Linked DNA regions of Homo sapiens: region 2 is linked to region 1. The links are chromatin contacts, found by Hi-C or POLR2A ChIA-PET in ENCODE. All regions are on one chromosome and are shown on one strand. Each heading gives the region's core, a stretch centred on a gene start or an enhancer-like site at or near the end of the contact. The rest is flanking DNA. Distances are from core to core; before and after follow the strand shown.

Region 1 (3,263 bases), core at 42-2,541:
CATGGCTTACTTCTGTTTTTCCCTCACTCTTGATTGCGTGGGATCCTATCCACTCAATAAAGATTTAGCCAGTAAGCTTTGGCCTCAGGCTCTGTTTTCCAGGTAACCCAAATTATCCTGGATTTCTTTCTTTTTTTCACTCATACCAAGTCCAAGTTGAGCCAACTGTACATTTTCAGTGTGTTGTAAATCTTTTTTCCTCTTTCTGTTTTCACTTCTATCCTTATCTAGGGTTATCTCATACCTAAATTACTTTGGTTGTCTCATATCTAGCCTTCCTGTGTACATTTTTGTACCCTTACTGTCTATTCTTCTGGGTCTGACTGATCTTTTAAAAATGTAAATCAATAATTCATGTCTCACTGTTGTATAAAAACTCTGTGGATTCTTCATCACACATACAATTAAATCCACATGCATAACTATGGCTTATTGTATTCTCTGTGATCATGGCTTCGGCCCACCTCCCTGACCTCTGACTTCCTTTCCTCTGGTTTTATTTCCTTTCCACAAAACATGGTTTGGTCCTGCCCCAGGTTCTTCCCTTTGCCTGGAATGGACCTTCTCCAGATTTTCAGTTGTCTGACCACGTTTTGTCACTCAGGTCTCAGCTTGAATGCGTTCCTAGGAAGACCTTTCTTGACCGCCCATTCCGAATAGCCACTTGGTCACTCCCTATCACATTCCTCCATTTGTCTTTTATCACGGCACTTATATTTTAACTGTTTGTTATCTTTCTTTCCCTGTCCCCTTCTAACATGCATACACTTTAGAAAGTAAGATCTGGAAGAATAGTAGGGACCTTTTATATCTTGTTGGGTGCTGCATCCTTAGTACTTATTACTAGAATTCTACCTGTCCCAGGGTAGGTGCCCAGTAAATATTTATAAAGTGAATAAGCTGTTAACTATATAGCTCATTAAATTTAAAGCCACAGTAAATTAGAAGTCTAATTGGGAGTAAAGTAGCTAAACACATTGACATTTCTATTTGGTAAATGAGTGTGCTATCTAACTTATTTAGCTTGATCACCAGCTGTTCTTTACCTCAGTATAGGGCATTATCTCATCCTGCCCTGTTGTAGTCCATGGAACTATTCCCTTTGCTTCCTTCCTTGTGCTACTTCAGTTGCATACTGTTAAGATTGTCCTTAAACTGGCGGAATCAGACTTTGGTCATTTATTAACCACAGTGACTTTAAACCAAGTTTTTATCTTTTAATGCTTCCTATCCAACAGCTGCAGTAGGGCTGTGTCTGTTCAGTCTGTTCCAAACTGAAGTTGAATTAAGAGATATGCTGCAGAAATTATGAGAGACTATTGATTTGTTCAGTGCCAAGTTTCCTGTGATCTAAAAATGGAGGAACTAAGTGGTGCCACCCTTTGTTTGCAGGCCAACAGAAGTAAACCAAAGAGAAATGAGAAGGGGGAAGAATTGAATAAGTTGATGATAGTGAAGTAAATACCCACCATTTCTTGCTTTGTTTAGCATGGAAAACAGCTCACTTGTTCCTTTAAACCTTTATAGGCCTCGTTGGCAACAAAGCACATTTCATTGAGGGATGCCTCTGCTGGCAGCAATGGTTATGCTTTCAAAATAAAAGACAGTGCAGTTGAGAAGAGAGGACATTTTTCTTTTTTCTCAAATCTGTAAGCCTGTGTTTACACGTGTGTGTGTGTATGTCTGTTTGTATGTATATGCACACATGCATACCTGCCTAATAAAAAGAAAAAACTAGTGATGGTCATTGTCACCTTGAACCTCTTAGTTTATTTCGTACTTGGGACAACTTAAGCTTAGGAACATAAGCAGCTTTGTGGGGTTGGGGACGGGATAAGCCATCCTGTTCTCAGCAGTAGTGCTAGTGGTATTTTCAGCAAGACAGCTCTTTATTGTGCAGGCTTGCTCTTTGCCTTGAAGAATGTTAACATCCCTGACCCTCTGCCACTAGTTCCTCCAAGTCACAGTGATGACCACAAATGCCTTCTATGGGGTGATAACTTCCTCTGGTTGAGTTGGGCAGAAAATAGGACTGGAAGTAAAAAGTAAATTTGACAAATATGATAAGCTTTTAACAGTGGTTGGGCCAAGTAGATCTAGGGTTGGCAAACTTTATTTATAAAAACAACCTGTTTTTATAAATAAAGTTTTACTGGGACACAGCAATGCCCATTTTTTGAATGCATTGTTTATGGCTTATTTTGGGATACAGTAATAGAGTTGAATAGTTGTGATAGACTGTATGGTTCACAAAACCTAAAATGTTTACTATATGGACCTTTACTATGCCACCCCTTGCTCTAGAGACCAAAGACCTTCAGCCCCTTCCTCAAAAGCTGTCAAAGACTCCTGAAACCTCAAACATCCAGGTTCTTAAGGTCCCTCTGCTAAACGTAGAATTCTCATGTTTTTGTTTTTTTCTACCTATATTCACATTCCCCTAGTCTTGGGATTTCTTATAATTTCTATATATGAAATAATGAACGGAACAAAGTAAGAATTTACATTTTTACCACTTTTGTCTTAGGATAGAATTTGTTTTTATTACCATTTTTTTTTCCTGTGTGTTAAGAGCATGCTACATCTGTCCCCTCTTTTCTTGCTTTATATGCTGCTCTCTGCTGCCTTCAGGACTTGGAGAAGGTAGGACAAATGAGGTAGATAGAATCTGTTATATTAGGCCGGGCGCGGTGGCTCATGCCTATAATCCCAGCACTTTGGGAGGCCGAGGCGGGCAGATCAGTTGAGGTCAAGAGTTCAAGACCAGCCTGGCCAACATGGTGAAACCCCATCTCTACGAAAAAACAAAAATTAGCCAGGTGTGGTGGCATGTGCCTGTAGTCCCAGCCACTCGGGGGGCTGAGGCAGGAGAATCGCTTGAACCTGGGAGGTGGAGGTTGCAGTGAGCTGAGATCATGCCACTGTACTCCATGTACTCCAGCCTGGGTGACAGAGCAAGACTGTCTAAAAAAAAATCTGTTATATTAGTACCTTCTACATTCCCAGAAATGTTCTGGGTACTGTAGAGCATATAAACAAATCTACCCTTTGGTTCCTGAACTCATTAGAGAAGAGAAGACAAAAATACAAGGAGGAATTAGAGCAGAACTAAATGGGAGGCATACTTGATATAGTTACAGAAAGTATTGGTCTTGTATTTTTAAGAGCTAGCTTTAAATCCTGTCTTTTGCAGGACTTGGACAGTCCTTTAGCTGCTCTCAACCATTGGTTCCTCATCAATAAAGTGAGAACAAGTAATGCCA
Region 2 (3,263 bases), core at 600-3,099, 690 kb after region 1:
ACTGCAGCCTTAACCTCCTGGGCTCAGGGCTCAGAGGGTCCTTCTGCCACAGCCTCCCAAGTTGCTGGGACCATAGGTGCATGCCACCAGGCACAGCTAATTTTTAAAATTATTTGTAGACACGGGAACTCCCTACATTGCCCAGGCTGGTCTCGAACTTGTGGGCTCAAGTGATCATCCCATGTCAGCTTCCCAAAGTGCTGAGATTACAGATGTGAGCTACTGTGCTTGGCCAAGTGTTTTCTAATTAGCAAGAAGTTCACATATATTTCTTATTTATGTGGTTTTGATACTGGATTCCAGTGGTGTGTGTTTTTACTACTTGATTCCCGGTGGCAGTATCTCAAGAAGGAAAAGTCTATTATCGGGAGACAAAAATGAAAAACAGCAGGTGAATTGGAAATCAAATGCACATACACAATCCATAGTTCTCATATACCTCAACACTTATATTTCAACCCTTATGACTGTCTTCCCTCTACCCCTCTTCAAGTAGTGGTAGTAAATGTTTGAATTTCAAATCTAATCCCCAAGATCATGCTCCCTTGATTCACTGTCTTCACTCAAATACCCATGATGAAATGCTAGCTCTGAATGGTAGTTTTAAACTTTGCTCCATTAAAGCTATGTAATCTTGATCTCATGCTACATTTAAATACATGTGTCACCTAAAGAAATCACTATATCAAATAAATGTCTGCATTCCATGTTCATTGCAGCACTATTCACAATAGGCACGATATGGAAGCCACCCCAAGTATCCATCAACAGATGAATGGATAAAGAAAATGTAGTACACACACACAATGGAGTACTATTCAGCCATAAACAAGAATGAGATCCTCTCACTGGGCTTTTAATTCTTTCAAAGTAGACCCTAGCTGTGAGATTTAAAATCAGGTCTTAGTTTTAACCTTAACATTGATAAATAAGATTCACTAGTACTACAGCAAATATTTTACCTTATGGAGGAAGGATTTGCTTGAATATGATATAATTTCAGTTCAGTCTTTTAATCTGCAATTTTATTTTCTTGATACACCACAAAATATTTTATGAACAGCAATGTGCAAACAATATGGGCACAGGTTCTAATGAAAGGAAATGAAATGGCTTCCTGGGAAAAGAACATGAGTTGTGGTTTGACTCATACCAGAGGCCAAAGCAAATGTGAGCCAACAATGAAGGAGGCTGTGTCTGACTTTGAATTCTAGTCACTGTAAAATAACTCATTGCTCACCAAGCAAGACATACACTGTTCAAATTGACTGGATGTGTTACTTATTCAAACTCGGAGAAGAGCTTAAAATTCAAGCTGTTGCCTGGGACAAAGGATTGGCTGTACTATTCACTTTCTGAGATAAACCTCTTCAACATTGTTGGCAATTTGCAAAGTGTAAAGGGTATAGTTTTTTACTTTTGGACAGCTGTTGTTTTGCATGCTCTCTCTATTATTTAGGTGTATATATTTGGATAATTGTTTAAATTCCTCTTAGTCATAGTTTCCTTATCCTAAGAAATTACTACTGTTTGTCTTTTTGATAGTGTTGTAAAGATTAAATGAAATGATGTAAATAAAACCTCCAGAAGACTGCATGGGAAGAAACACCAAAAGGAAGAGCCAATGAAAGTGATGGAAGCCAGGAAATTGCAATGTCCCTCTTATATGATCTCTCCAATCCTTAGGCATAAACCAACTCTGATACCTACTGGACTGTGCTTTTTGGCTCACTATCTCTCTCTGTCAATAATGAACATTGTAAAAGAAGGCACTTTCTTTAAATTTCAGAGTTTGGCACAGTGGCTGACTCATAGGTGGTCATCATTAAAAGTTTGCCTGTGAAGTGAATAAAAGAATGGCCTCAGAGATGATATGACTTGAGAGAGATTATGTTAGTAGAGTTAGCTAAGACTTGGGACAACGGATCCATGGGTAAGGTACAAGCTATTAATCTCAAGTGCTCTTCTAGCAAGGCTGCGTTAGTGAGAATTTCTGTAAACCACAGATTTTAAGAAATTTCTTGACAAATAAAATGAAAATACCTGGAGCTTGAAGATCTATGAATCTGTAGTTTTCACAAGCTCCCAGTTTATTCTGATACATGTTTAGATTTTTTGGCAATTTAAAAATTCTTGGCAGTCTTACTCATAATTCGACAAATGCTTGATATTAGGGTGTTCAAGATGAACCAGCCAACTCTTGACAAATGGATAGAGAACAGTACAGTCAATTAGGAAAGGAAATTCTGGGCAATCTGGTGGGGTGTTTGTGTGTGTGTGTGTGTGTGTGTGTGTGTGTGTGTGTGTGTGTGTGTGTATTAATCATCTTTGATGGTCTTACCCAAAATTATCTGATTATTAGAATTAGGGCAGAAAATGAGAATAAAATAAATCTGAAAACAGTGTGGCAGGGTTGGAATCCTATCTTTCTTACAGGTAGGTTTACTTATCTATAAAATTAAGAAAATTGTATTTCTTATAATGCTCTTTGAAGACTAAACGAGATAACCTGTGCAAAGCACAATGCTTCACGTAAGCATATGCTCTATTTATATCCGTTTCTTCTTCCTCCTCCTTCTTCTTCCTTTCTCTTCTTCCTCTTTTTCTTCTTCATTTTCAAAGCTAAAACCCATTCTATCTTCCTCATGAATTTTCACCTGACTTTGCTAGTTCATAAATATTTAGCTGTATTTGAAACAACATATAAATTATACTAAAATTTTATAATTTAGTTCTATATTGTTTGAACAATGTTTTTTTCCAGAAATTATCTTTTTTTATTCTTTTAGCTTTATCTTCTGAAGCAAAACATATGCTTAACAATAGTCTGTATAGCAAGTACATCTGTGTTGGGCTGGATATGCAGTAGGTTTCACAAACACGTGTTATATGCATAATTCTGTTTTACAGAGCAATACCAATTACAGTACCTCCCACTGGAATATTGTTGATAATCATCCACAACAACAACAAAAATTGAGTGATTCTTGTCACTTTGTAGCATGCACTTACAAAATTGATTCCAATCACGGAAACATACCAAGAAAAAATGCTATGGTTTTAAAAATAGGTCATACACATGTTCCTGAGGTCAGAATTCTAAACACTGGTTAAATTTCTACATTTTGTACCTGTAACATTTTTCCATCATGTCTCAAGGTAAAGGCATTAAGATTTTTTTAAATGATTATAAAAGTACTTAGTTGCTAAAATAAAAAAGGAAAGAAAAAAGAAGAAAAATTTCCTTCATAGTTGGAGAAAAC

Evidence for each region. Hi-C counts contacts between places; a loop is a spot of excess contacts on that map. ChIA-PET counts read pairs that join two places held with the same protein, here RNA polymerase II (POLR2A).
Region 2: a map of PC-3 shows a loop between it and region 1 (5-fold over the local background). The contact joins two enhancer-like sites. A Hi-C loop is called at or near these places in 1 of 168 maps with a recorded cell type or tissue (PC-3). POLR2A ChIA-PET finds 5 or more read pairs at or near these places in 2 of 52 experiments (MCF 10A and activated CD8-positive, alpha-beta T cell).

The regions. Positions count from the first base shown.
Region 1 is chr5:40,732,324-40,735,586 of GRCh38, reverse strand. The region is part of intron 2 of TTC33 (tetratricopeptide repeat domain 33); the gene reads left to right. It also overlaps a transcript of PTGER4 not described here. Among named protein-coding and RNA genes, the nearest start is that of TTC33, 22 kb to the left of the region's middle. Within about 2 kb of position 1,291, at least 4 of the 41 ENCODE cell types and tissues checked have a DNase peak (open chromatin) inside an H3K27ac peak, as active enhancers do; they include PC-3, where a contact is called at or near this core.
Region 2 is chr5:40,044,922-40,048,184 of GRCh38, reverse strand. No RefSeq gene overlaps it. Among named protein-coding and RNA genes, the nearest start is that of LINC00603, 5.7 kb to the left of the region's middle. Within about 2 kb of position 1,849, at least 2 of the 41 ENCODE cell types and tissues checked have a DNase peak (open chromatin) inside an H3K27ac peak, as active enhancers do; they include PC-3, where a contact is called at or near this core.